Linked DNA regions of Mus musculus: regions 1, 3, 4, 5, 6 and 7 are each linked to region 2. A link is a loop called in an ENCODE intact Hi-C map of the cell type or tissue named here. Cell type or tissue: left cerebral cortex. All regions are shown on one strand. Region 1 has its middle 21 kb from the start of Gm46300. Region 2 has its middle 11 kb from the start of Gm30158. Region 3 holds the start of Kcnj2 (potassium inwardly-rectifying channel, subfamily J, member 2). Region 4 overlaps Gm11682 (predicted gene 11682). Region 5 has its middle 21 kb from the start of Gm39445. Region 6 has its middle 220 kb from the start of Kcnj2. Region 7 overlaps Map2k6 (mitogen-activated protein kinase kinase 6).

What was found. Peaks named below come from ENCODE experiments on the same cell type or tissue, not always from the same donor. Only the 100,000 strongest peaks of a DNase experiment are listed, where the experiment ranks them.
Region 1: it touches region 2 in a loop (3-fold over the local background); 11 of 42 quality-filtered maps call a loop at or near these places.
Region 3: it touches region 2 in a loop (8-fold over the local background); 11 of 42 quality-filtered maps call a loop at or near these places.
Region 4: a loop joins it to region 2, with 5 times the contacts of the local background. A loop is called at or near these places in 23 of 42 quality-filtered maps.
Region 5: it touches region 2 in a loop (3-fold over the local background); 9 of 42 quality-filtered maps call a loop at or near these places.
Region 6: it touches region 2 in a loop (11-fold over the local background); 2 of 42 quality-filtered maps call a loop at or near these places.
Region 7: it touches region 2 in a loop (6-fold over the local background); 14 of 42 quality-filtered maps call a loop at or near these places.

Annotation. Positions count from the first base shown.
Region 1 is chr11:110,571,109-110,575,108 of GRCm38, forward strand. No RefSeq gene overlaps it. Among named protein-coding and RNA genes, the nearest start is that of Gm46300, 21 kb to the left of the region's middle. In left cerebral cortex, a CTCF peak has its summit at 1,630; a DNase peak (open chromatin) is centred at 1,637.
Region 2 is chr11:111,521,456-111,525,455 of GRCm38, forward strand. No RefSeq gene overlaps it. Among named protein-coding and RNA genes, the nearest start is that of Gm30158, 11 kb to the left of the region's middle. In left cerebral cortex, a CTCF peak has its summit at 2,233 (motif pointing left); DNase peaks (open chromatin) are centred at 1,016, 1,457 and 2,210; H3K4me3 peaks cover 682 bases; H3K27ac peaks cover 1,210 bases.
Region 3 is chr11:111,064,141-111,068,140 of GRCm38, forward strand. Kcnj2 (potassium inwardly-rectifying channel, subfamily J, member 2) reads left to right here and starts at 2,024. Exons shown (of 2, transcript NM_008425.4): 1 at 2,024-2,194. In left cerebral cortex, CTCF peaks have their summits at 683 and 2,009; DNase peaks (open chromatin) are centred at 748, 949, 1,123, 1,944 and 2 more places; H3K4me3 peaks cover 3,505 bases; H3K27ac peaks cover 2,965 bases.
Region 4 is chr11:110,535,456-110,539,455 of GRCm38, forward strand. All of the region lies in intron 2 of Gm11682 (predicted gene 11682), which reads left to right. Among named protein-coding and RNA genes, the nearest start is that of Gm11682, 3.8 kb to the left of the region's middle. In left cerebral cortex, CTCF peaks have their summits at 1,263 (motif pointing right) and 2,260 (motif pointing right); DNase peaks (open chromatin) are centred at 1,855 and 2,273; H3K4me3 peaks cover 438 bases.
Region 5 is chr11:110,356,378-110,360,377 of GRCm38, forward strand. No RefSeq gene overlaps it. Among named protein-coding and RNA genes, the nearest start is that of Gm39445, 21 kb to the left of the region's middle. In left cerebral cortex, a CTCF peak has its summit at 1,595 (motif pointing left); DNase peaks (open chromatin) are centred at 19, 1,591 and 1,901.
Region 6 is chr11:111,279,506-111,283,505 of GRCm38, forward strand. No RefSeq gene overlaps it. Among named protein-coding and RNA genes, the nearest start is that of Kcnj2, 220 kb to the left of the region's middle. In left cerebral cortex, no CTCF peak of the experiment used is centred here; DNase peaks (open chromatin) are centred at 1,981 and 2,433; H3K27ac peaks cover 1,205 bases.
Region 7 is chr11:110,497,123-110,501,122 of GRCm38, forward strand. Map2k6 (mitogen-activated protein kinase kinase 6) reads left to right here. Exons shown (of 12, transcript NM_011943.3): 9 at 775-852; 10 at 2,261-2,400. Among named protein-coding and RNA genes, the nearest start is that of Gm39446, 22 kb to the left of the region's middle. In left cerebral cortex, a CTCF peak has its summit at 1,906 (motif pointing right); DNase peaks (open chromatin) are centred at 1,881 and 3,650.

The DNA of each region.
Region 1 (4,000 bases), 950 kb before region 2:
TGGATGCTCACAGTCAGCTATTGGATGGATCACAGGGCTCCCAATGGAGGAGCTAGAGAAAGTACCCAAGGAGCTAAAGGGATCTGCAACCCTATAGGTGGAACAACATTATGAACTAACCAGTATCCCGGAGCTCTTGACTCTAGCTGCATATGTATCAAAAGATGGCCTAGTCGGCCATCACTGGAAAGAGAGGCCCATTGGACACACAAACTTTATAAGCCCCAGTACAGGGGAATGCCAGGGCCAAAAAAATGGGAATGGGTGGGTAGGGAAGTGGGCGGGAGGGTATGGGGGACTTTTGGGATAGCATTGGAAATGTAATTGAGGAAAATATGTAATAAAAAAAAGAAATACAATCAAAACAAACAAACAAACAAACAAACATCAATGCACGGTCATTCCAGCTGACTGCATAGCAGTGGCAGCTACTGAGTCCCCAGCATACACATAAGTGTGCACAGTATGGGTACCTTGAACAAGGGGAGAGTCACATCTTCGGCTGTACAGAACAGATGATAGGGGATCTGTTTACATAATCCAAATAGTATGTGCTATGGTGTGCATATGAAATGTCTCCCTAAGACTTGAGTGTTGAAAACTTGATTTCCTGTTCCACCACGCTCAGAGATGGGATTTAGTGGGCGATTAGATCACGGTGGCTCTATGAATCAGCCCATTAAGGAGATCATAATTTTTTGGCTTGTATATTCAGAGATGGAGCCTTGAGAGTGTATTTTTGGAGTGTCTATACCATATCTCTGGTTCACTTCCACCTCCTTCCTAGATACCACAAAGTGATTAACTTCACTCCCTGCCTTGCTCTTATGTCTTACCACAGACCCAGAGATAGTGGAACAACTAACGATAGTCCCAAACCTCTAAAGTCACAAGCCAATATAAGCATCCCTTTGAAGTTATTTATCGCAGCTAGTTTAGCAGTGGCAGAAGGCTAACAGAGACAAGGCCGAAGGTTATGAATCAATTATTTCTGAACTCTTCTATTTAATGCGTTGACTGTGGGTAACTGAAACTCCGGAGAGCAAAGCTACAGAGTATGGAACAACTGGGCAAAGTTATCAAGAGTATCCCTTGCCTCTATGATAGGCTTGTTTTCGTCTTCTCATTGTGTGCAAGGGAGACATATTAATAAGGGGAAATTTATGCCCTATGATTAGGAAGATGGGGAGAGGCGAGAGTTGTCTCTCAATTGCTTCCAGCTCAAAATAATCTTATGGTAAGTGGCACGTTTGAGCTTCCTCATGGGGAGGTAGTCAGGTAGTGTGAGCCTTATGCAGACTCCCCTAGAACTCATTCCGATTTAGAACCTAGTAGCTAAGTTTCAGAAGCAACTCTCCTGCATATTATCCAATGCCACTGAGTGAGAAGATCTGTCAAACAAAGGCAGGCAGGGAGTGCCCTGAGAGAATGACAACCCTACCTATTTCCTTCTTCCACAGGGTCAGAGGATGTGCCTCTCCCTCAGGCAATGGTTCGGAGCAGTTTCGCTGTTCTGACTCTCTCTCAACCTCCACCATTCAGAACCTCTGAGGTGAGTGCTGAACTCTGATGAGGGCTTACCTAGGATTTTTCTAAAACGTTTGACTTGAGGAAATATGGAAGCTAGGTGGCGCTGGCAACCACAGGCTGCACATGAGCAGCCTCTGCAAGCCTGCACATGTGTTCAAAGGCTATGAACGTGAAATCTTTCTAAGGAGTCTGGTTATAGACACGGGAAGGAAGATTTGAATAAAGGAAAAAAATACAGAAATTCAAATTCATCACCCCCAGACTGTCCAGCACCACTCGCGTCTTCTGACTTAAAACCGAAAACCCACGAAGCACGATGTAGGCTTTACCTATTTGTAAAGTCGACGACTCCTGGTCCTTTGCAATTCTAATATTCTGTTTGGTCTTTTGGTTTTGCAATCACGACTGACTCGGAATTCCACAGGAAAACCAGAGGCTCCAAAATAGCACTCGGAAGAGACTTTGGTTTTAGTCCCTTTTCCATTAATGCCTGTTTTCCACCGACCGCATAACCTGTGCATTTGGCATATTTTCCCAATAGCATTGGCTTTTATAAACCATACTGCCTGTCAGGAAATAAAACTGCCTCGGTGGAAAGACCAACATTATAGCTGAGAACACAGGAACGTCGAACCAACCACTGACAACCTGCAGAATAGGGGACAGTGGTGTGGGCCACATCCGTCAGGCAGGTTCAATAGAAGGAGCAACTTCCAGCCATGTCATCTGCTTAAGTCATCACCCACGGAGTCAGCCTCAGCTTGGGACAGAATCTAATCCTGTTAACAGAAGACGAACACACTTAAGTCAAGGCGCCAGAAGAAATGACATTCTGTTTTGTGAATGTGTAGGAAATGTGTTTTATGGAAAAGGCATATCAAGTCATAATTATATAGACACTTAATAAATACTAACGATTGCAGATAATGCTGAGGGGGAACAGAGAAGAGGTTGGAGGTGGGGATTCAGAGATTAATCTATGAAGGGTACCAACAGGAGGCAGGCAAGACTAGAATCCTCTAGTCCACTGGGCTTCATTTAACCAAGGGGTCATTCCCTTGAAAGAGCCTGCGCCTTCAGTGAACATAACAAAGGCAGACACTATGCGAACAGCCCATAAAAGGTCATGGAGCTACTCTCCTTACCCCTTTAGCTTCTTGGAGCAGAGCAACTGCCATGCAGATCTGTTTGATCTGCCTACTTTCCTGGTTATGTTAATCCTAAAGATGTGAGGAGAAAGACCACTGACCCGGATCATCACAGACAAACTAATTAAAGGAAGCTTTATTTATTCAGTACATGGGCTGCCTCCCTTACGAGACTGAGCCCATTAACATCCCCCATGTCAGTAGGTGTGAAGGCTAATAAAGCTGAAACATCTCCCCAGACTTCTCGCTTCTCCAGTGAACATTTGTTGAAAGGACAGATGTGAAACTGCCCATTGGTTATCTGTGCTACTCTAAGGAACCTCTTAGCTCCTAGAATTAACTCCCCAAACTCAACCGCTCACGGTATTAGTCAGGGTTCTATCAGGGATCAAAACTGATAAGTTAATATATAAAGGGGATTTATTTGATTTTTCTTGTACCATCTTGGATGGGTAGCTCGGATGGAGTCTCACACTGGGGAGCCCAAGCATCCAGTAATTGCTAAGTCTACAAAGCTGCATGTCTCAGCCTTCCCAATCTGGAACTGAAGGCTGGGATGATTGCTGGAGATCCTGGTCTTCAGTCTATGTTGAAAGGCTATGGAAACTGGTTCTAACAGTGGCAAAGAAGGGACAGGAAAGATGAACTTGCTAGTAGTCCTGATGCAAGCTAGCAAGCAAGCAAGCAAGCAGCAAAGTTTTCTTTTTCCATGTCCTTCTATCAGTGCTGCCACCAGAAGAGAGCACCCACATGTAGGTTTCTTCCTTCAAACGATCAAGAAAGTTCTTCACAAGAGTGCCCGTTAATGTACATTTTATTCAATGACAGATCCTGTCAGGTTAACAACCAAGATTAGCCATCGCATCCAACAATCTAGACATGGCTAGAGTAACTTCTTTGTTCCGTTCTTACCCTGTGTATCTGAGTTGAATAGGAATAGATACCCCAATTATAGCCAAGGAACAGTGGCATGCATACACTCACAGCCACAAAAATTATCACCTAAGCAAAAGGCAGCACTCTGTTGATGTTGTGTTATTTAGATATATAGGCCAATAAAATCCTAATTAATGACAGGTTGAAACAAGCTTACATGTTGGCAGGCAGGTGGGGGGGGGGGTCACAAACTTACAGTCATTCATTAATCTTGGAAGCATTGGGATATTTGTTGTAACATGGGCCAACTCAAGTCAGTTTACTTCTTCCCAGTGCTGCTTAGCCCCACCTTCTCCTCAACAACAAAGAAGCTTACTAGAGGGAACGTCTTTACTTGGTATGAGTATTGATTTTTTTTTCTTCCTTACCTAGCCCATGTAGACACT
Region 2 (4,000 bases):
TTGTGGTCTAAGGAGGAACCAGAGTAGATACTTAGAACTATAGATAGCTGAGTTACACTCCTACACAGGAATTTACAATGCCCTAGGGGGAAGGTGGACTATACAATAGACTAGAATTGGAACTATGGCAAGGGCATGAAGCCCTTGTCCCTGACTTCTAAGATTAAGCTGACCTTAGATGGGGTTGCTTTCGATCCCAGTTGTTAACATTGATTTTTATCCCACTTGGTTCATGTTAGCTTTTTGTATGCATTCCTCTGTTTTGTGAAAAAGTCACTTATAAGACTGGTGCTCACTTTGAGACAAATTACATTCAGATACACACTCTCTCTGGGTCTGTATTTGTTTGTCATTTCTCGCCAACTCCATTGCCCACCTGTCTGGAACTCCGAGTTCCGGAGCACGGATTGAGGGGAGCCCGACTGAGGTCAGTCCGCAGCAAATTACTAATTTGTAATATTTGTGAATTTCTGCAATAGAATGATCTTCCTTTCTTTATTACCAGTCTGTCTACTTCTTTATACTGAAGCTCTTTCAGGTTGGACTGATGTCTTAACTAATTGCATTTTGGACTGTGAGTTATTGGCCAAAATATAGCAATCCAACCAACCATTCAGAAGTTTCTGTTTGTATCATCTAGACAGGCATTTTTAAAACTGAGACTCCAAGTGACTTTTCTCCAGCATTTAGCAATAGTTGTTCTACTAGAGTAGGCATTCTAGAATTTTCCACAGAGGGTGCTAATTAAAAGAAGAGTCCCCCAGTGGCCTTCAGACATCCACGGATGGATCATCGGGCCACATCAGGCTTTCAATGTCTCTCGTTTCTTTTCCTAACCTATGGGGCTTCCATGAGACATACTGCATGGATTTTTCTGTTTTTTTCAAAATCTGACACAGAACCAAGTGTAACTTTACTCGATACTCCAGCGAAATGGAATGAGCAAATTACGAGGTGAACTTTGACCTTGCCTAGCTTAGTGTTTTGCATGTTGAATTCATCAAACAACTGCAGCTTCTACTCGGTTTTGCTTTTTTGTGCGTAGTGAGGGAAAGTTTAGTATCTTGTTAATCAACAAAATCATTTTAGGTAACGACCCTGGGCAAGTGAATAAGGCGGTAAACTTCATTTCAACACGACTATCTTTGTCGCCTGGATAATTTCAATGTTTCTCCAATATGAATATATTATATGCTTTCAAAATAAAGGTGAAGCCGACTACTGTGGATTGAGCTTGCAGAGTCGCACCCCCCCCACCCCCCCCCCACCCCACCCCCGCAGGACTGACCACTCGCAGTTCGTTTGTCCAAAGTTAAACTTAATCTTCTCGTTTTCTGTGTCCAATCTGACTGGACCAGTATCACTAGTTTCCCAGGAAACCTTGAAAGCTAATCTTTACATAACTGCCTGTGCCCACTGTTGGAATCCAGCCACTGCTGGGGACAGGCATAGCAGCTGCTCCTCTGCCTCATAGCAACACTTCACAACAGCGTGGGAGGAATACAAAGAAGAGCAATATCCCGAAATTAAACTGCCCTGGGGAGGGTGAGGGACGGGGCAGAAGATAACAGTCAACAGACTTGCTCTGAAGGAAAAAAAGGGTGAATTTTTAATGAACAGAGAGAAGCAGTCTTTGGTTTCATCGTCTGCTACAAAAGCTAGGATGCATATTTAAATACCATCCTGTCAGATCTTTCGTTTTAAACACACTACCAGAAAAGTAATTATATTTTTAATTGGACGGCTTTTATTTCGGGACGAAGCAATAAAATAGACCACTAACCGCAAAGAATAAAAGTCACTGCGTTATGCTTTTGCATAATTTCTATTTCTCCCCAAAGTCTATGACATTTCAGTCAACCATCGCTTGTCTAGCATTGCCAAAACAGAAATGATAATAAAGACGCTCTGGTCTCTCTTTAACACAGAAAGAAGAAATGCATTATATTAGTAGCAACCGTAATTTGAACCACGATTCACAAAACATGGGTTAGAAATAAGACCAGTAAAGTCAAACTTTCATGTAAAAGGGAAACAGAATAAACAGAATTGAGAGCTGTGGGAGGTGCTGTCGTTCGTCTTGCATTAATGCTCCTACATAAGTGGACAAAAAGGAGATTGATCGATCGTCTATTGAGCCCCGAGATCTCCACACCCAGAATATTGCCTACAACTTCCCATAAGGGAGGGCATGCTTTCCCCCCCAGCACAATGGCGCCACCTGTTGGCCAAACCAATTAGACGTGCTTTCATTTGTTTTGGGTGTTCTGGTCCACCTGAAATAAGCCACTGCTATCCTACCGGAACTCCCTTATGGGATGTGGATTCTAAGAGACTCTCATCTCATGTACAAATAATAAATTTTATTAAACAAATACTGGGGCAGGAGCCATGATTTGTGGGGACCCAACAAAAGTTGAAAATTGAAACCCATACTTGTGAGAGCCAAAAGTGACATTCAGGTACTTGCACACAAAACATTTCCTTTCTTTTGCTCAGCGGCATCTTGTAACGTGTCAGTGTCTTTTGTTAGCTTGGTGCCATTTATTTTCTATAATTCTAGTTTTAATAAGTTACCATGTATAATTATCATGAATTCTCTGATCTACTGTGTTTTGCAAAGCCGATTTACAAAGTGAGAGAACAGTTCACTCATGATTCTAAATCCCTGGATTTCCTCCTCTAATTGATTATTTAGAAGTAAAATAAAAAAATTAAAAGAGTTTTCATTCTGTTAAAAGGGTTTTTTTTTAAGTAAAAGAAAGAATGAAAAGAAGCTGAAGTATGATTGTGTTCCATCTCTGTGGTAGATTTCAGAATTACTGGTTATCTGATATGTGGAAAAAAGAAATGCCCAAGAAAATCTGGGATATGAATGTTTGTCCTCTGTGTTTTCTAGAATGTCATAATTTTTTTTTCCTGCACTAGTTAACAACTTCTGGCTTTAATGGAAATTTGGACTTTAAGACTGTAGGAATATCCATCCAACCCTCTACTTCTTGTACATTCCTGAAGCCTTCCCAACCTCGAAGGCCTAGCTTGGTGCTATATCCAGTGCTCCCCACCCCCGTAGTCTGAATAGCACTACTTGAACATCCCACAACCTAAGCTATTGTCTACGTTGCATCCTAGCAATGCAAGGTAAGTCCTTATGGCCAAAGACTCCATGTACTTCAAACACAGGACCCAGAGGTCCTGAGCTGGATCTGACTTTTAAGTCTCTTCCCCAGTACTAGTCTCCATGCTACTAGATGGTTCCATTCAAACTATCAAGGGATTAAAACAACTAACTTGCCTATCCAGGTATAACACCTATAAACTACAATGGCCAGCAATATACTATAACCCTAAGGGTGCAACAGCAGTATGTATTTCTCGAGGGTAACCAACAGCTTTCTAATGAGACTTAAAGCCTGCTCAACAGAAAGAAATTGTGTCTGGTAGTGGAAACCTAACTATTCATGGCTAGTGAGGTCATTGGTCTCAGAGAAGAAACTACAGGTATCACTTTACTAAATGAAGGTAATTCCTAACTGCATTCTAGGCACTTATCTGTATGACCACAGGTAAGTGTAGGCCTCACCTCCTATCAAAGGAACTTCCATTTCCAAAAGAAAGAGATCATTACAGAAAATCACAACTGTTTAAAATGCAGAGAATAAGGACCCATCTAAAATGCACCTCCTGTACTGAGGATCAAGGGATTTGAAGCAGAAGATGGGGGAGATTGTAAGAGTAAAAGAGACCAAGAAGTTTTCTGTGAGATTTCAGGTCCTAAAAGTGACAGAGAAGTGACAGCCATGGATATGGCTGCCTAAATTGGACATGTACAAGGACACCAGCAATACATATGCTAACATAGGAGGGGCAAATCTCACAGGGCTCCAACCCTAGACACTGAACTACAGGCAACAAAGACATGCTGAGAATACTCCTGTTCAGGTCTTCCGGGAGGAAGTCTGCAGAACCCCTCAATCAATTATCCCATGTAGTCATTCCT
Region 3 (4,000 bases), 460 kb before region 2:
CAAAACCATAGGATATTGTGTTCATTTCTTTAATGATCTTCCCGCTCTATGAAGCTGTCTTGGCCTGGTGCTTATTCATTTTACTAAGAGTGAACTATTTAAGTAAAACAACTGTAAACTAGAAAATACTTCCTTTCTCTGGGTAGCTGGGCTATTTCTAACAGAGATCCTAACCTGTGGGGGCAGGGGTGGGGGTGTTCCTATAGTTTGGAAAACTCTTCACCATCTACTTAGGCAGTGAGTCACAACACAGAAGAAAGAAAGGAAGAAAAAAAAATCAATGAGCTGTTAACTCCTTTTCTATGCCTTGGTCAAGGAAGAGTTAACGTTTTCCGTCTCTGGATTCATTTCGCTTCAGGCTACAACCTGGGTTCTAATATAGTCATCTTTGCAGATTTAACCCAAGCTATTTATAAATAATATATGACTTAATATATGATAAAGAAGACTTTCCTTGTGGGAAAAAATATCCCATTATACAAGGGCTTAAATGGCAACCCTCAGTATTGGGGCTTGATGGGGATTCAGCCTCAGCAAATGAAATGCCATTTGGATATCAAAAGAGTCCCAGGGCTTTCATGATCCATTCTGCACCCTCTTAAGTGTATTGCTCATGCTAGGAAAAGAGGCAGGCTTCTTAAGGTAAAATGAAAATCTATGCACATTTCACCAGCACCTCCTAGGGGCCAAGTGCGGATGTGGGACTAGGAGGTGGGTATCCACTCAGCAGCTCAGAACGGCTCCTTTCAACACTCGTACACATAAAAGTGTGCCCTGCTCCTACCACCTAGAACGCGAAATATTTTGTAGAGGTTGTTTGGTGACTCAAGGCAGTCTTTACGGGCTTAAGTTAAAGGTAGGCAGATGCTTTGGGGTGCTTGAAGCATATTCATTAAACCGGACTGCAAAACTCCGTGGAAGATAAAAGACTCCTAAACGCATCATGTCATTTTAAAAGCAAAGCTTCGCTACGATACCAATGTACTCAGAGATAACATGCACCTGCTTTACACACTCAGTGGAGAATTCATTTATAAATTGTCAGGATGCAGGTGCTAACCGAGGCTGGTTTTTGAAGGTCTGCAGTACTCTTGCCTGGTTGCTGGGAAGGAGGACGGGGAGGCGCTGGAGCGAGGGCAGAGCTGAGAGTCTGTAGGAGTTGCTGTTCCAGAGAATTCATTACTCTCTAATTGTTCTGGTTTTACATGAGCAGAGCTTGCCGGGCGGTGGTGGAGAGAAAGATCGAGGGCGAGGGCGGACAAGGCGAAAGGAACCAGCGGCTCCCTCCCTTCCCCCACACATCCCAGAGAAGTCTAGGCGCATTTTTTTTCTTTTTTTTTTTTTTGTAAGTAATTCACCATCATTTGCGAGGAGAAACGGCCCAGTCAGACAAGCAATCGCTAGCACATCTAAATTTTGCAGGGTATTGAGTGCGGGTCCCGGGACCCTTTCCAGGTTTAATTTAAGGATTATCCGCAAGCTGCAGTTGAGTGCTCTGTGGGTTTCCACAGTCTACAGGCTGGAAAAGGGCTGGAGGGAGACGCACCCCAGTGGTTATTTATTCCCTCCCTGCTGTAGACGTCTTTCCCAGGCACTGACACCTCTCGGGCCCTTATACAGGAACACGTACAGCCGGCCTCCACTGTGGAAAGAAACCGGGAAGTGTGGGTCTCACAGAACCCAGTAGGAAGCTTTGCCCAAGGCCAGGCTGCAATTAGGCAGCCGCATGGAGGCTGAGCTTCCCACCTGTTGCTGTACCCTCTGGGCCGCGACTTCCTCCTCCTCAGCCCAGAGCTGGACTCTCAGACCAGGCTAGGCAGCTGGAGGAGGTAGAGGAAGCCACAGCAGGTTCCGAGGCTGGCAGAGCCAGGGTCCGCGGGTGTAGAGATCCTCCTCCTCCTCCTCCTGATGGCGGTTCCCGGGGCGGGGGAAGCGCAGCCACGTGCGCTCCGATTGGCCAACAGTGGGCAGAGGGCGGAGCCAACAAGGCCGGTTATCACAAGGACCGCCTCCAGGCTATCGCAGAGCGCACTGGAGCCCTGGCCAGCGCGCAGCCTTCCCAGCACCGGCAAGCAGTGTCTTGGGAATTCTCACTTGCTTCGGCTCATTCTCTTTCACAAAAACCACTGGATCTTACATGCTTCTGTAATCCCCACTTCCACTCCATGTCCCCATGATCCTGTACCAGCAACAGGTAAGGGCTTCTGTGTTTTCTTCCTGTTCTCTTCTGGGTTGTCTGTGTGTGTCCAGGGCAATGAACTTGCTCCACAGTCCTCTACCCTACAGCTCCGGCTGCTCCGGAGGTGCCCAGTTGTCAGGCTGCTGTTAATGCTTTCCTCCCGCAAGCTTTGGAGTCCCGGCTCATTGCCTATATAGTTTGTGTGCGCACCAGAACATCCTCAGAGCTAAAAATACTGAGACACGCTTGGAAGAGTTGAGCAATAGAAACAGATTTCTCTGCAGCATCTGTTTGTGCTCATAACTTCCAATGCACCAGCTGTAGGGAGATATTGGGTTTAGAGTCAAGCGCGAGCCTGGCGTGGATTCTTCCTCTTATTGCGGGTGAGAGGGAGGAAGAGAAGGAGACTGGGGCTTGATCGGACCAAGAGACTTAGCACTTAATCTAGATCCTTGGTGTTTGGGGAGGGGGAGTCCTTGCTACAGATACAGCACAAAATTCCAGAGTGAGCTTCTCAAGTCTCAAAGTTCCTTTGCTGAGAAAAAAAGGAAAAAAGTAGCAGCCAGAGTTGGATTTTAGCTTCAAGACCGCAAAACTTTCCCATCCGATGTCGGTCTCCCCTAAGTACTTTGCTATTCTTAGTAATAATGGTGTAAATTCCTCATTTGAAGACAGTGTGGTTTAAGGGAAGCAATGATCGAAGCAACTTGATTCAGGGAGGAAAACGACTGCATCATAACTAGTACTCCTATGACAGTTGAGGGAAAAACCAAGTTAGGAAATGGGTAGTCGCACGTCCGTCTGCTTCAGTCTGTCAGTGGAGATTTGGATGAGGTTATCCATTCTAGAGATTTTCACAAACTCCGAAGATACCTGGCAGTAAATAAAGGCATTGCTTGAAAACCTGTTTTGGTTAAGCACAGAAGAGAATTAATATATCTCCTTTAATCATTTGTTGTCTTTTCCTATTAATAATTAATAGGCAGTCGTATTTCCTCTTGGAAACCAGCTCTGTAGGTGCACTGTGAGCTACCATTACACTTGTCTTTCTCTTCTTACCCACATCTAAGGGTTTTATTTTTATTTTCATTACATAGTTGAGTACACACACACACACACACACACACACTCACTTCCCAACGCTCAGGAGAAAAATAGGTTACTTCAAGTATGGTGGGAACAGTGACAGTCAGGGTCAAGGTCATCTCAATTTGTTTTGTGCCTCTCACTTCATATTGTGGTATTTATTTTGTTACATGATTGACAGCTGTAAAGGATCTTGTTTTGCATTTTTGTGAAATTACTTAAACAAACAAACAAGCAAACACAAACAAAGCAGTCAGCCCCTTTCAGACACTCCTTGTAGAAACTCTCTGGCCAGCTGTCTTTCTTTGAATTCTGAGTAGTTTAGAAGCTTGTCCCTCACCCATCTTTACCTGAAGGGTGGTACCATTTCAAAACGTTTAAAAAGATATAAATTCTTGTTTGCTAAACACAAGTTGTCCTTGACATGTACACATGCCTAGAGTTTGCCACAAACATTGCTGTGTCTCAATGTTAGAGGCAACACTCACACAGATATAAATGGGTGTCTCACCCCCCCACCCCCCGCCCCCTGCACTTGTCCTTCCCCCTCCCTTCTGTTTACTGAGCTTCACAGAGGTTGCTCTGCAGCAATAGGAATCACATAGCAACTTGTGCCCAGAGCACTCTGGGGCTGGTCTACATGGCGTCAGCTGGGGAATAGCTGCTCCAAGTACTCATTAGCAGACTTCTTTCGCCCAGCATCTTTTCTTCTGATATTTCCTGTCTTTAGTTAGA
Region 4 (4,000 bases), 990 kb before region 2:
CCCCACACCCCCAGCCACTCAGCGGATCATGTTTTGATGAAAGAAATGACTGAATTCATAGGAGATGGATAGCTGCCTCTAGATCTTGTTTTTCACACAGCTCCTTCCACGTCAGATTGTAAAATTGTCATTCGTAAGCTGTCCTTATATTGAAATCTCTTACTGCGAGCGTAGCGCATCCGTAGGCAGCGTTGCCAGCAATTATAAATACAGTGGAATAGTTGTATGCACCATTTTCCCCGACCTATGAATAAGGAGGACTGTCTTCACGTCAAACAACAATGAATATTCAAATTCATTATCCAAAGAATCACTTTGCTGGTCCTCAGCTTTCCGCAGGCCCTCTTGCAGGTCCTCAGCTTTGTGCATGCCCTTTTACAGCAGCTTTGCGCATGCTCTGTTACGTGGCAATCACTGAGCTATATGCGTCAACGGCGTTGGTGCCCCTATGCCCATTCCCTCAGGGTTCTGGCTGGTGTTGAGTACACAGCTACGCGGATCATTCAGACCAGGGGGGCTACCACTGTCTTTTGACTCATCTCTGGCTTCAAAGGGGCTATGGCCTCACAAAGTTAAGTGAAAATTGTGTAGTTTGTATGAATGGCTGTTTTCTTAGCGAACCTTTTGGGGTAAGATATTGGAATTCATTTAAAAGGCTCAAATCTGTGACTTTTTACTACTTATACATTTTATTAATATGTTCTGTCATGTATACAGATTACATAACTGAATATTTATGGCCTAATAACATATAAACATCCTCAGCAACTTCTCCACAAAGTAATAGATTTCTACTCACCATCTAAATAATCACTGTACTTATGTTCCTATACTATTTTGTATTGTATGTTCACATAGTATATTAACACGTAATAAATTTAATGTTTCATACATACTTAATATGTTAATATATAACAGGAATCATTTTATAAAATACTTGCATTACATAATGCAGTAAAAATTTATATTGACTATTCATATTATATAAGGTTGTATCTTATAATAAATATATTAATACGGTTCACAAAGGGCTTATATTATATATGCTAATGTATCACTATTTGCTATATATAATAATATATAATTTGTTATAAGCAATATATGTACTTTATAAATGGTTATGCTATACCAAAGGCAATATAATATGCTGATGTAAGTGAGGGTAGCGAAGAGTTAGAAGTTTAAAAAGATTTATTTTTATTCTATGTGTGTGGATATTTTGGTTTGCATGTGTATTTGTGCACCATGTGCATGAAGTTCCCAAAGAGGCCAGAAGAGGGCTTCAGATCCCCCTGGGCTGGAAATAGAGTTGTTTATAAACCACCAGCTAGGCTCTGAGTCCTCTGCAAAAGCAGCCGGAGCTCATAATCACTTAGCTACCCAATTCTCCAGGGCTGCAAAGAGTAAAATGTGATAAAAGAGGATTAAAAAAAAAAAGAACCCTGGAAAACCAGGATGTATTTTCAAATATTTATTATTGTTTCATATTTATCTCTTAAAATGTTTATGTTTGTCATAGTTTTGGGAAACTTTTGTATTAATGTTGTGTACGGTTTAGGAGTGGTTTGGATGTGAATAAGCCTTAATTGCTTGCACAACGGAGGCTGGGAAACCATTTAAATTCATTGACTTTATTTTAAACTTCCTAGTTAAAAAAAATAGAAATTTCGTGGAAATTTCCATGTGTATTTTGATCAATTCACATAATTAGTAGTAGTTTTATTCTTTTTTGGCTCTTCTTCCCCTCCCCCGATCAATTTCTCAGTTACAGTCGCAAACGCTAACATTTCCTCAGTGCTGAGAAATGAGCTCTTTTAAACTGACGCCTAGATTCTCATAGTCGGCCTCTTCCTTTCTAAAGGCAGACTATCTTAACTGTTTATTCAGCACGTCTATGCCATCTGAATCCTCTTAAATAGCAGGGAACACAACGAAATATTTAAAATTCTCCGTTTTCCAAATAAGGCCATATTTATGTGGACAACGTGACAAACTCGTTATTCTTTGAGGTTACTGGCATATATGATACTACATTTTGGAGAAATGAAGCGTCATTTTAGTTTGGGAGTTTCCATCAGAAAGCCTCTTTCAAATGCAGTTAAGAGTTTAGTCTTATGAAATTATTTGAGCATTACAGTGCTCAGTGTGATCGTGTGGTCGTGCATATACACATTTTCCATCAGTGATAACGTTGAACAGAGTGTGTTGACTAGGAGGTGTTTCAATTGGAAAATTTCCGTCCGATTTAAAGTGACCACAAGGGGGCAGCAAAACACACTGGATTCTCTATGTGTCGCGGCAAGGGCAAGAAATTTCCTAGGTAAAGTCAGGCTAAGAAGGCAAATGAAAGACCCGTGAGCCATCCTTAAACGCGGGCATTTCTAGCCAAACAGTGGGTCTGGTTGGGGTGTGTGCGCGCACGCGCTTTGTATCCTAAGGCAACTGAGTCTAGGAGACACGAGCTTTTCAAGTGTCTTTAGAAGAAATAGTGAGGGCTAGAGGTATGGCCAGTGGTTGCTTGCATTAACTAGCCTTTCAGACTCTATTCCTAGCATTCACGTGGAGGCTCACAAATATCTAGAACTCCAGTTTGGGAGGGTCTGATATCCTCTTCTGGCTTCCTCTGGAACCAGGAGTGTGTGCTTGGTACACCTACAATGCATGCAGAAAACCAGTCACGCTCGCAAAATAAAAATAAAATTTTAAAAGAAAGACCACTAGGGATCTATACCCAAGGAGGGCACAAACCTGATATTTATCATTCTATTTTCTAGTGGATCAAATTTTGAGCCCCTCTTCTTCCTCCTCCCGTTAGAATTTCAGTATATTTACTGGAAAATAATAACAGGGTCAAGTCAATCAGATTTAACGTTTGAAAAACAGGAAACAGACTTGAGTAAGACGCTGCAGTTGCTCACGAATCATGGCTACGGGACACTTTTAAAGAGGAAGTATTACAAAAGTGCTGATAGAGTCCAGGGTACTGGACGACTTAGACACTTCTGTCGGACGTTCTGGCTGTGGGATGCACAGTCTTGAGTGTCTCTTTATCTCTTAGGTGACTTAGCTGTTCACAGGGAAGCCGGGAAGGATGCAATAGGCTGTTTTTACGTCAACTGAAGTAATTAGTTCACCACCTACTTAGCTCAATGTCTTCCTTAAGATAAGACTTCAGCAAACATGGCAGCCATAAAACTGTTACAATAACTGATTGGCATGGGATAGTCTCAGTCATTATTTCTTAGTGACTAGTTGGGTGATTTCATTTAATCTTCATATCCAGCATGAGTTTTTTCTTTCTCTTCTCTTCTCTTCTCTTCTCTTCTCTTCTCTTCTCTTCTCTCTCTCTTTCCCTTCCCTTCCCTTCCCTTCCCTTCCCTTCCCTTCCCTCCCCTCCCCTCCCCTCCCCTCCCCTCCCCTCCCCTCCCCTCTTTTTTCTTTCTTTTCTTTTCTTTTCTTTTCTTTACTTTTCTTTTCTTTTCCTTTCTTTTCTTTTCTTTCTATTGGATAGTTTCTTTGTTTACATTTCAAATATTTTCTCCTTTCCAGGTCTCCTCTTTGGAACCCCCCTATCCCATCTCCCCCCCCCCCCAACTGCCTCTATGAGGGTGCTCTCCCACCCACCCACCCACCTATCCACTTTTGTCTTCCCTCCCTGGCATTCTCCTACATTGGGGCATTGAACACCCTCAGGCCCAAGGGCCACTCCTCCCACTGATGTCCAACAAGGCCATCCTCTGCCACATATGCTGCTGGAACCATGGGTCCCTCCATGTGTACTCTTTGCTTGGTGGTCCAGTCCCCACCCCCCTCCAGCTGTAGGGGGTTTGGCCGGTTGACACTGTTGCTCCCTCCATGGGGCTGCAAACCCCCTCAGCTCCTTCAGTCCCTTCTCTAACTCCTCCATTGGGGACCCCACACTCAGTCCAATGTGTGGCTTTGAGCATCCACCTCTATATTTGTCAGGCTCTAGCAGAGCCTCTCAGGAGACAGCTATATC
Region 5 (4,000 bases), 1.2 Mb before region 2:
AGTCAACATGTTTTTCTAATTTTAAAATGTGTGAGTTTTAGCCGGGCGGTGGTGGCACACTCCTTTAATCCCAGCACTAGGGAGACAGAGGCAGGCGGATTTCTGAGTTCGAGGCCAGCCTGGTCTACAGAGAGGGTTCCAGGACAGCCAGGGCTATTCACAGAAACCCTGTCTTGAAAAACAAAACAAACGTCTACAGTGAAGCCAGGCAGTGGTAGCCCACTCTTTTAATCCGAACACTTTGTGGGCAGAGGCCGGTGGACCACTTTGAATTTGAGGCCAGTCTGGCCTACTGAATGAGTTCCTGGACAGCCACGGTTACACAGTGAAACCCTGTATTGAAAAACAGAAACATGGACTGGAGAGATCGCTCAGTGGTTAAGAGCACTGAGTGTTCTTCCAGAGGTCCTGAGTTCAAATCCCAGCAACCACATCGTGGCTCACAACCATCTGTAACAAGATCTGACTCCTTCTTCAGGAGTGTCTGAAGACAGCCTCAGTGCACTTATATATTTATTATTATAAATAAATATGAAAAAAAGAAAAAAGAAAAACAGAAACAAAAAGTCTACATTGAAAATACCAACAAAAATATTCTCTATGCTGCATTCAATTGTATTACATTTTAGTATAGAGTCAAATAGTTTCCTATAGAAAGACATCTTTTTCCACACTGCAATGACCACATCAAAATACTAAATTTGAAACTAATTTAATTCCAAGTATATGGCACCCACCATCGCATGGTCCCTGTTCTGTCTAAAGCACATTAAGCACTGAGTAAATTAGGATTTGCATATCTGTAGTTCTAAATTGAACAAACAGAAGAAGCCATGTTGCTTCTCTCTGCCTCTCTGTTTCTGTCTCTGTCTCTGTCTCCCTCTCTCCCCCTCTCCCCCCTCCCTCTCTCCCCTTCTCTCCCCCTCTCCCCCTCCCTCTCTCCCCCTCTCTCCTCCTCTCCCTCTCTCCCTCTCTCCTCCTCTCCCCCTCTTCCCCCTCTCTCCTCCTCTCCCTCGCTCCCTCTCTCTTTCTCTCTGTCGTCAAAGTTTCTCTGTGTAGCCATAGCTGTCTTGGAACTCACTCTGTAAGCAAGGCTGGCCTAGAACTCAGAAATCCTTCTGTTTCTGCCCCCTAAGTTTTGGGATGAAAAGCATGCACCCCCACACCCAGCTATGACTGCCATCTTAACTATCCAAGGGAAACAGTTTTGTTTTGTTTTGTTTTGTTTTGTTTTGCATTCTCTTCAGTTCTCACTGGCCAAATTTCTATTTCAATTCCTCAACTCTTAGTTTCTAGTTGATTTTGATTTTTTTTTCTATTTATGTAATAGACAAAAATCAGCATAAGGGTATAAAAATAACATTAAGATGCAAATTCAGAGTCCATAGGAAAAGAGTTTCTGGGCTGAGAACATTCCTGCTTGAGTTTTCCATGAGAAAAGAACACCGTTAAGATTGAGTTTTGAGGGATTAGAGAAATGGTTCAGCAGCTAAGAGCACTGGCTGCTCTTGTAAAGATCTTCCTTCCACTCAAAACCTACATAACTGCTCTGCAATTCCAGTTCCAGAGGAATCTAATGCCCTCTTCTGGGCCCAGAGAGCACTGCACAGGGATAATGCACAGATACAGGAAGGCGAAGCACTAACGCACATAATATAAAAGGAAGTACATCTTTCTTTTTTAATTGGTGTTTGAAATACCCTTTGGTTGATACTGATGCACCGTTTGCCTGAGTTGGCCAGTACAGGTGGATCTAATTTTCTTTGTTCAATTATCAACTCGGTAGGCATCGCTTTCCCAGAAACCCAGGCAGCTTTCAGAGGCTGCGGTGGGAAAGCATGGCCCTCGAAATGCTAAAATGGGGAAAACAGCTTGAGAATGTTATGAGGCAGGAGGACTGACGTGAGAGATATTTTCATCTCGGGAGACTTGGTGCCAACTCAGGGCAAAGTTAGGAAAACAAAGCACGGTTCGCAGGAAAGTAACACTGCATGGAGAAGGTGAGACGGGAACAGAGTCAGAATGGAAAAATGACTCACGCACTGACTCACGCCATTGTCATCTGTCCTCGTGATGACTGTCAACAGACATGGTTCTATTGACACACTCTGTCACTGTTCAATCACAAAGAGTCTATGCTATGAATGGTCACCTTTTTTTTTTTTTTGAGAGCCCAGTACAATGTTAGTAAAGACCTATGTGGGATAGTGCAAAGAAAGAATTTAATAATTTATATCCTTTATCCTATGAATGTTGGGTTGAAGGTGTAAGGGGATGTGTGTTGATAGAATGATGTTTGTTTATTTTAAAGATAGACTTTGTTTTTATTTATTTGTGTGTGTGTGTGTGTGTGTGCATACATTTGTGTTAGTGTGTGTGGGGTGTCTGAGGAGGTCTGAAAGGACATTGGATCCCTTTCAGCTAGAATTAGAGGCAACTGTGAGCCTCACTAACATGGGTCTTAAGGAAAAGCAAAACAAAACTCATGTTTTCCGAGAGATCTGTATGCACTCTTAACTGCCGAGCCATCTCTCCAGCCCCTAGACTAGTTTATACTGCTAATAACTTCCTAAAACTGACTTATTGATCTAGGTCACACGTAGTGTTTAAAATGTGTGTATTAGTCTGTTGCTATTGCTACTATAACAAAATAGTATAGATTAAGTGCCTTTGAAGTCCAAGATCAACCTCCTGGGTGATTTGATATTTTGTGAGGACTCTTTCTTCTTGTAGGTTGCTGCATGGGTGGAAATGAGATGGAGAACAAGAAATATATTCAGTTTCTAATAAAAACAAAGTCCTCTTTAGTTAGGAACCATTATCTCTCAGTAACTCTATTAGCAGATTTGATCATATTTGGGCTTCGGTCTCCAGTATATGGATTTAAAGGCAGCAGAGTTCACAGCACAGCAATGGCCATAGAGCAATGTCCATACACTCTGACCTCAGGATTTCACTTCTACCACTTTTCCCCTTGTATGTGGAACAGGCTATGATGGAGACTAAAGGAAGCTACTGGATTGAAGCCCTAAATGGAAGCGTAGATGTATTCGCCTTAGTCCTTATTGATGGCTTTGTCTAAGGTAGAGTCTAGCTGCAAGAAGTAGGTCATGAGAGTTGGGTTTGCAAGACTCCGTCTTATCCCGGTCCTTTCTCTCCTATCTAGTTCTGCTCCCCAGACACCGTGAGATCAGCAGATCAGCTCCACTGTGCCCTCTCTCGCCATGGATCTCAGTCTTACCAGTCCCAAGACAACCATGCACTTCTGAGATCACACGCTGAAGGAAATCTTCCTTTGAAAGGTTTCAGGTATTTGTCACAGTCACCAAAGGGGAATGGGATAGGGTGGGGGGTGCTCACAGAATTGTTGTTAGGAAGATCCCAGACCTGTTTTAATCCTATGCTTTCCAATAACATCTGTTGAGAGATTTGTCATTCATTGAGTTTGCAATATGCTTCTGCTGAGACTGAGAGTCATTGAGTGTCTAAAAGATTTATCTTACGCCTGAAAGTTCTTTGTCTGCACTTATATATGCATGCCACGTAGGTGGCTCTTGCCTACGGAGATCAGATATAGGCACAGAATCCCTTGGAACCAGCGTTAGACTGGCTGTAAGCCACTGTATGGTTCTAGGAACCTACCCCAGGTCACCTGCAAGAGAAATACGCGCTCTTAACCACTGAGCACCTCTCCAGCCCCACGTGTCTATCATTTTGACACTTCGAATTCATGAAGTTCATTTTAATTATATGTGCCCTTCCCCCAGCCTTGAGTTGGTTATACAAGTCAACAAACCTGGCCTTGCTACATTTGCATCTTTCTGCCTGAGCCTTGAGGACCTGACGGCCTATTAAGCAACTCAATCAAGCTGAAACAAAGGGATGGGCTTTTGGGTTTTGCCTACATAAACGCAGACCTGAAAATTAAAATTTGAGCCTTGATCAGAGAACCTTTGTCCTGGCTCGCTATTTCTCTCGTCCACCCATCCTAATTCCATCC
Region 6 (4,000 bases), 240 kb before region 2:
TCCGAAGACTTCTAATGCATCTCGATTATGTTATGTTATGATTTATATTCAACTCAGTTGGTCATCTACTAGATTAGCCAGGCTCAACAGGCTTTTCACCTTGGTATGTGCTCAAAGTAAAACTAGGTATCTTTCCCTGCATCAGTCAGTTTGCCATCACTGGAGTGAAATACCTGAGGCAATTAACTCCCACAGAGGAAGGCTTATCTATGAAGGATCCAGTCCAGTAGTGGGCAAGCCCATTGTTCTGAGCCTCCAGTGGCATTCTAGATAGATGACAATGAGACAAACATAGCAGACATAAAAAGCCACTTATGTAAAATGCTGAAGGTCTCATTGGATGCTTGCTTTGTACACATGACTTCATGGTTCAATCCCTAGCACTGTAAAAGAAAGATTAAAAAGGAAAGGGGGGGGGGGAAGACAAGGAAAATGAACAGATATGCTGCAGTCTCTAAAATCTCCTTCAGGGTTATACTCCAAATGGCCTGAGCATATTCCCCAAAGCCTCACATCCCAAAGGTACCATTACTTTCTAATAGTGGTAGCCAGGCAGGCACCACGACTCTAGGATACAGACTTGAGGAGACATTCTACACAGAATCTACATTACTGTCATCATAGCCCATTTTCATATAAGGACACAGTCAATTAGTAAGTGGCTTGGTTAACAGCAGAGACTTGAATAATGCTCCCTCTTCAAATGCTTCAAGTTTTCTACTATAATGTTGCTGCCCAGGACTTATCTCTGACCCTCAGGCAGTACTTGGGTTATCTGTTCCCTTCTTTCTAGCAATTATCCATATCTCCATCTCTTTTTCCCTTCCTGTTCAGGGCATTTTAACTTGATTTGTTATGAACATATTCCCAGAAAACAACCATCCAGTTACCGTTACTTAGAAATGACAAATAATAATATATATGTAATACATAATACACGGCTTTCGGAAATGCTACTTTAATAATAAATACAAAACACTGGACACAGTTGTTTTAGTTTATTTAAATATTCTGTAATTGATACTTAAGACCTTTTCGTGCTAACAATTATTTATTCTAAATAAATCTGTCTTATATAAAATTTCCTTCGTTCCTTTTGTTTAATATTGTGATTTACTGAAGTAGAACTAAACCCTATAGAAGGGAAAAACATGCAAAAATGTTTACCTACACTAAGTTTCAACAGCAAGGCATGAAAGAATCCTTTTACTAAACCTAAACATATAGGCATACATACATTATGGTCGTTCCAAAAGGTGTTTCCTGATAAATTAAAATGTACTTCAATTTTCATATCTACTATCACATAATTGTTTACAGGTTGAACTTTTGGGTCAGACACTTTTACAATTAGGCAGTTATGCTCTGAATAAATCATGAAGTATTTAGTCATGCTGTGATAATGGACTAACCACAGAAAAACCAGTGGCTTGACACACAACCATTTATTTCCCAATTATGTAAAGCTGCTCAGGGTCCAACGACTCTCTTGGGTCTTTTCTCTGCAAACAGGAGCACAGAACTGGCTGTCCCCAACTTGCAACTCTGTCACCTGGAATCTATGACTTCCAGAAGTGCTGAGTCAGGAGAAGACACAGTCCTATGCCAATTTTTTTTTCACAAGTTCGGCACATGATATGGTTCACATGTGTATGCAGATGCATGCACACAGGCCTTCTGTGTGGTGGTCAGAGGAGGATTTTAGCATTCTTCTAGGTCAGCCTTCATCTTGTTCCTTCAGGTCCCCCACAGAGCCCGAAAGCAGGAGGGCAGCCAGATAGCTGTACTGGCAATCCTATTTTGCATCCCACACAGCACTGGGATTGCAGGTCCCACAGGGACACCAAATATTTACATGAGTACTGGGGATTAGGACTCAGATCTTCAAGCACATGCAGCAAGAAGCACACTTAGCCTACTAAGCTGCCTCCTCAGCTGTGAGGATCTTTCCTTTAAAACTTGCTGTTTGCCTTCTGTTGCTCTATTTCGAATTTGCAGAGGGAGCTTTTCTGTCACAAATACCTAGGAAAAAAAACCCAAGGTGTCATTCTATTATTTGCACAAAAGTAAGAGCAAATGCTTGTCAGTCTTTAAGTGTTTTTTTTTTTTCCCCTCTAAAGAAACCTGTCTCAGATTAGACCCCAAGAGGGAGTAGGCTCTAATTAGGAGCTGCTAACTTTGGGATCCTGCAGGGGAGGGGGAAAGGGCAGCCCAAGAGCACCATTAGACCTAACTGTTTACTTGAAAACAGGCTGCTTGCGTTGAAAATCCAAAGTCCAGGTGCTTGGCTCTTCTGGTATTTCTAGAAGTTTCCTTGCTTTCGTTATGGTTAAAATTTCCCCAGAAGATCATTTGGATTCTGTCTTCTTGGAAGAAGAGCACCCACACAAATGAATTAAAATACAAGCTAAATTCAGCTTTGTTCAATTGTGCCTCCACCTTGCATCTCACCCCTTCTCCCCATCCTGCATCCCACCCACAGCCCCAGGATGAACGGAGGACAACATGACTCTATTCCTGCAGAAAGCTGCAAGGTACTGACTGGCTCTTTATTTTCTTGACATCATCAGCGACTATTCCTTATATGAGGCTTCAATTCCGACCAGAAAACTCACTGCAACTCCTTACAAGCCCTGGGTCTCTGACCTGTTCCAAATAAAGCCAGAGATTTACTACGGACATTGTTGTTGTTTGGTCCCCAGATAAGCCCCTCGGTGACACTGCTTCCAGTGTGTCCTCCAGGGAACCTGGGTGAGCATGTTTTCTCCCTCTAAGAATTCCCCCCTCCTCCAAAAAATATCCTCCATGCCTGCTTCTTAAAGTAATCAGTAATTTCAGCCTATCTACTTTGAGTTGTTATGCTGAGTTTATTTATTTATTTATTTTTGCCTAGAACTTTAAAAATTAATTTCAATTTTAACTGAACTCTGCTACTGAAATTGCTTCCCTGTGCCTTATGTAATCTTACCCTTCATTTCCATTACTTCTGCATTTTGCTTTGCTACCGAGAGGAACAAGGATAAAATATGTCTATAAAGGTCTCCCAAGCTCATCCCTGGCTTCATTTTGCTAGAGGATATTGTTTAAATGATAAAGTAAAAGTAAAATAAAAAAAATTTCAACAATTCATACGGGTTAGTACACATTTTAAACAACCAAGTAAGTGAATTAGTATCAGAGTTGCCTTCTATTAGAAGAAAGCTTAAGTGGGAAACCAGAAATCACACTAACAAACGTGTTTAAATATCTCAGTATTCCTAAATCTGCTGTCCTTGAGACATATTACAAGATTCATGGTATTAAAAACTTGTTTGATTGGAGACAGATGTGGTGGCACATGCCTGTAATTCCTATACATGCAAGACTGAGGCAGAAGGATTACTATAAACTGAAAACTAGGCTCAACTAAATATCTGGGTTACAAAATATAGGCCAGCTAGAGGGATCTTAAAAACAAACAAACAAACACACAAACAAATAAATACACAAGAGATCAGATGAGAATTAAAGTTAAATTTCAGAGATAAAGAGCAATAAGAAGTGTTAGCATTTTGTCTAAGCTCCGCCCCACAGTTACCTGGCAATAGCCAGGTATGCCTGACTCACTATAAAAGAGGCTGTTTGCCCCCTCCTCTCTCTTGCTCTTGCCCTCCTGCTCCCTCTCTGTCCCCTTGCCCCTTCCCCATTCTCTTCCCCTTCTCTCTCCAAGTGCTCATGGTTCTCTCTCTCTCTCTCTCTCTCTCTCTCTCTCTCTCTCTCTCTCTCTCTCTCTCTCTCCTACTCTCTTAACTCCCCTCCCCATCCTCCCCATGCTTTGAATAAACTGTATTCTATATTATATTGATCTGTGGCTGGTCCCTCAGAGGGAAGGAATGCCTCAGCATAGGCCCTCAGAGGCACCCCCTTCCCCCATACCTGATTATACATACATCAAAACATATCCCTCCTCTCTTTATCTTTTTACAAACACATTAAGAAGAAAGAATCCTTTCATTTAGTT
Region 7 (4,000 bases), 1.0 Mb before region 2:
GTTGCTGGGAATTGGACTCAGGACCTCTGGAAGAGCAGTCATCTTGCCGCGGAGCCATCTTGCCAGCCCCTGTGGGATATGGTTTTAACATGTACATTTTGGGATGACACAGAGACACAAACCATAGCATATATATTGCCTTTCGGAATTATCTCAAAGGGGCGTGTTATTTGAAAATGCATGTAAGTAGTAGGCACTTGCACTCAGTTTTACACACTGACTCACACCCGAATGTTAGCTTGATTGCTAAGGATAGAAGACTATGGAGATCTTAAATTATCCACACAAGGGAGCTCTGGTCATCACAGAATGGCCAACTGGAGGAATACATTTATCTTAGAAGGGACTTGAGTTTGAGATTGAAAACTTCTTGCCCATGTTTGAGTAAAATCCCCGAGGTCTCTTAACATCAGACGGTAGCTATGAACTTCTGCAGGCTTTTGTGGCTTTTGAGCTGTTGATGTTTTTTACCAGGGATAATTTTAATGGATAGAGGAGCTTTTGAATGTGTCCCGGTGTTCTTCTTAAGGCAATTAAAATTTGTTCTGCGGGATCTGAATTCATTGCTGCCTGTGAGAAAAAACCAATATAAAGAAGGGAAGCCCTGTGGAGACATTTCATAGCTTGTGATTAGCCAGTCTTTTGGCCCGGGAGGCAGGCTAACAGAGTCAAATAACTCATACGGCAAGTGCTGGTGTCTCCTCCTGAGTCTTTATTGAGCTACGTGGCATTGCAATCGTCTTTCCGTTTCTTAGCTGTCTGTCTCCTTTCCAGCCTGAACGAATAAATCCAGAGCTCAACCAGAAGGGGTACAGTGTGAAGTCTGACATTTGGAGCCTGGGCATCACCATGGTAACCTATGATCATCACTGTGGGCTACGAGGTTCTGAGCGCAAACCTGGATGGGGTGGGCTTTGGGGACCCAGAAGCCTTTGATATCACACTTGGGCACCCCTTTCTCTCTGAGATGGCAGGTTATTTTCCAGGGCTGATTGTTTGAAGTACTGTACAGTAGAAACTGTACAGTGAGATCTAGCAGTCCAAGTTTTCCTCCCTTTCTGACTGTTACTAGCCGTATGACCTTCACAAACTCATGTATTCTCACTGGTGATCTTTCTGATAGAAAAGGGATTAATAGAGTTTTTATAGTTTAAATTAAGTGATTAGGACCAAGACAAGAAGCTTAAGTTACAAAACCAGGACAATAAAAGAAATAAAATAAAATAAAATAAAACAAAACAAAACAAAAAAACCAACCCAAACCCTCTCCCTGCTAATGTGTATGGACCCTGATAGGCCAAATGTACTAGGTTGTGTATTTTAATATTTTGAGAACAGACCTCATGTAGCCTAGGCTAGTGTCAAAATCTATATGTAGCCCAGGATGACCTTGAAGTTTTGATCCTCCTCTCTCTGCTCCCAAAGTCCTGGGATTGCAGGCATGACCCATCATGCTTAGTTTGATACGGTCGACCCCTGGATTCATGGCTACTATGCAAGTACTCTGCCAACTGGGCAACCTCCCAGGCTCTGCACTGAACATTTGCATGGTGGAAGTTTTAGATGTGTGAGTTAGATCTACCCTTGGAACACGATAATGCATAGTGTACTTTCTCAAGCACGGGCCTATGGCCACGCAGCCAGTCCCTTATCTGTAACCTCTGTGACTGTACATTTTTAGTCTATCGCTGAGGTCTGGAATTACCCACAGTGGTCCTGGCTACTGCCCAGGACCAGCAGCTGATTATATCCAGTGAGTTATTCCATGTCCCTGCCCAGAAAACATGTGATTCTGTAACAGCAGAGTGGCCTTTACTCAAGTCCAAAAAAAGATCAGTCATTTGGTCCTGGGTAACTTTTTTTTTTTTTTTTTAATTTTCCATTTCACCAAGAGACCTGTAGGTGGCAGCAGAGGCACAGTGCTGCCAAAGTCTTTACGCTTTCCTAGTCTGGCCACATATTTGAAAAACTGGTTGTTTCCTGTGTTGAACTTTAATGCTCTTGGCTGATAAGTTTTTATGAAATAGGCCCGGGTGTTATCAAGGAGCTCATTTATTTAGATAGGTTTAAATATCTGCCACTGGCAAGACAATATTTTAAAAAGCAGGAGGCACTAAGATTTTGCGAGAATGGGTCATTAGCTTGGCTTTCTTCCCTAATTATATTTGAGCGTCACCTCTGGTCTTTCTAAAAGGAAACACAGCTGCTTCCTAATGAGCATTTCTTAAAATGTTGCCACCCCTCCCTTCCCTCTGTTTAGATCGAGCTGGCCATCCTTCGGTTTCCTTATGATTCTTGGGGAACGCCCTTCCAGCAGCTAAAGCAGGTGGTCGAAGAGCCCTCTCCTCAGCTCCCAGCAGACAAGTTCTCCGCGGACTTTGTTGACTTTACCTCACAGTGGTAAGAGAACCCTGCACTCACAGATCTATGCCAAAGACGACGAGCCGCTCTCATGACTCTCCCCGGTGGGGTCTGATCCATCACATACGCTCATTCCAGAAGCATCCACGGAGCATGTCCTCTGGGCTGCAGAACATAGCCCTGGCCTCTACTCCTAGTTCCAAGGCTAGTACGGAAGCGCACTCAAGTCAATATTTACTTGAAAGTACTATGATTGGCAAGACCGGATAGAGTGAGATACATAAGTATTTGGAGGATGCAAAGTCAGATGGGGTTATTTTTGTTTCGGAGGAAATAAATCCTGAGCAGAGGCCATGCGAGGCATTTCCCTAGCTAAGGTGAGTCAGGAAGGAGAGGTCTTCCCATTGGAAGGATTGCGTCACTAAAGCAAGAAAGACCCCTCTCTCTAGGACCTCGTGATGGTCAGTTAGTTTAACTTCCACCCTCGTACAATCTGGAGTCTCTGTTGTTTAGAACAGGTTGGCCTGTGGACAGTCTGTGGGGGATTGCTTTGATTATGTTAACTGATGTGCAAGGATCTAGCCTAAGAGGAAATGGTGCCATTGCCAGGGTTTGGCTCCCGGACTGTATGAGGGAGAAATGGAGTTATGTACTCGAAGCACGCATGCGTTCGTTTCTCTCTGCTCTAGACCCGAATGAATAAGGTTTACGTTCCCGCTGCCACGACTTCCTGCAGCGCTGGACTGTAGCCTAGAATTGTGAGCCGAGATAAATCATTTCTCTTTTAAGTCATGTTCTATTATGGTATTTTATTCCAGTAACAGCTGTAAGGAGTTGGATATTGACTACAGCATAGAGCCAAAGTTTAGCAAGGCCTACTGGAAAGCTAGGGGTGGGGGATAGATGTCAAGAGTCTCTGGGACTAAGAAGATTGTTGGACATTCAAGAATGTTTCCCGGATGCTTCCAAGTCCTGCAGAACTTTGCCTTCTGCAGAACCCATGTTATCTGTGGATGGACTTGTCCCGGTAGGCATAATAGGTACTGCCGGGGGTTTGGAGGCTAATCCAAAGAGGGCTGGAGCACGGAGAGAGAAGGAAATGACTAGTATAGTCAGAGAGGATAAAAGAGGACACAATATCTTCCAGGTACTCACATGATTTCTGTCTGCACCGCGGCCACGATGCTTAGCGTCGTCACGTGACAGTAGTGGCAGCCGCGGATGCAGCTGGGAGGAGGATGTCAAGAGGGCAGCCCGAGTGGAACCCAGTTAGTTTAGACAGCTATCCTGTGAAAGCAGATGGAAACTTCGAGCGAGTGGGTGGGTCAGAGCTGGCTCTGATTCCAGCTGTGTCTCGTGGAGGGAGTCATTCCTGCTCAGACTCGCTGCGTGAATTGACCTAGACCTGGGAAGGGCCCCGAGGTACAGAGGATACCGAAGCAACACACCTTTGGTCTCCTTGCTCCTTTGGACGTGGTGTTCCAAATACAGTTTTTACTGGGGACCGTGATGACACTGGGCAATGCTTGGTTGCTTAAGGCTCTTGGACCGGTACTTGGTGCTCACCCATCTGCATCCGCATCCCCATCCTGGTGCTTTCCCTTAGTGTTTTACAAGGCTACCCTGGTGGCTTATTCTG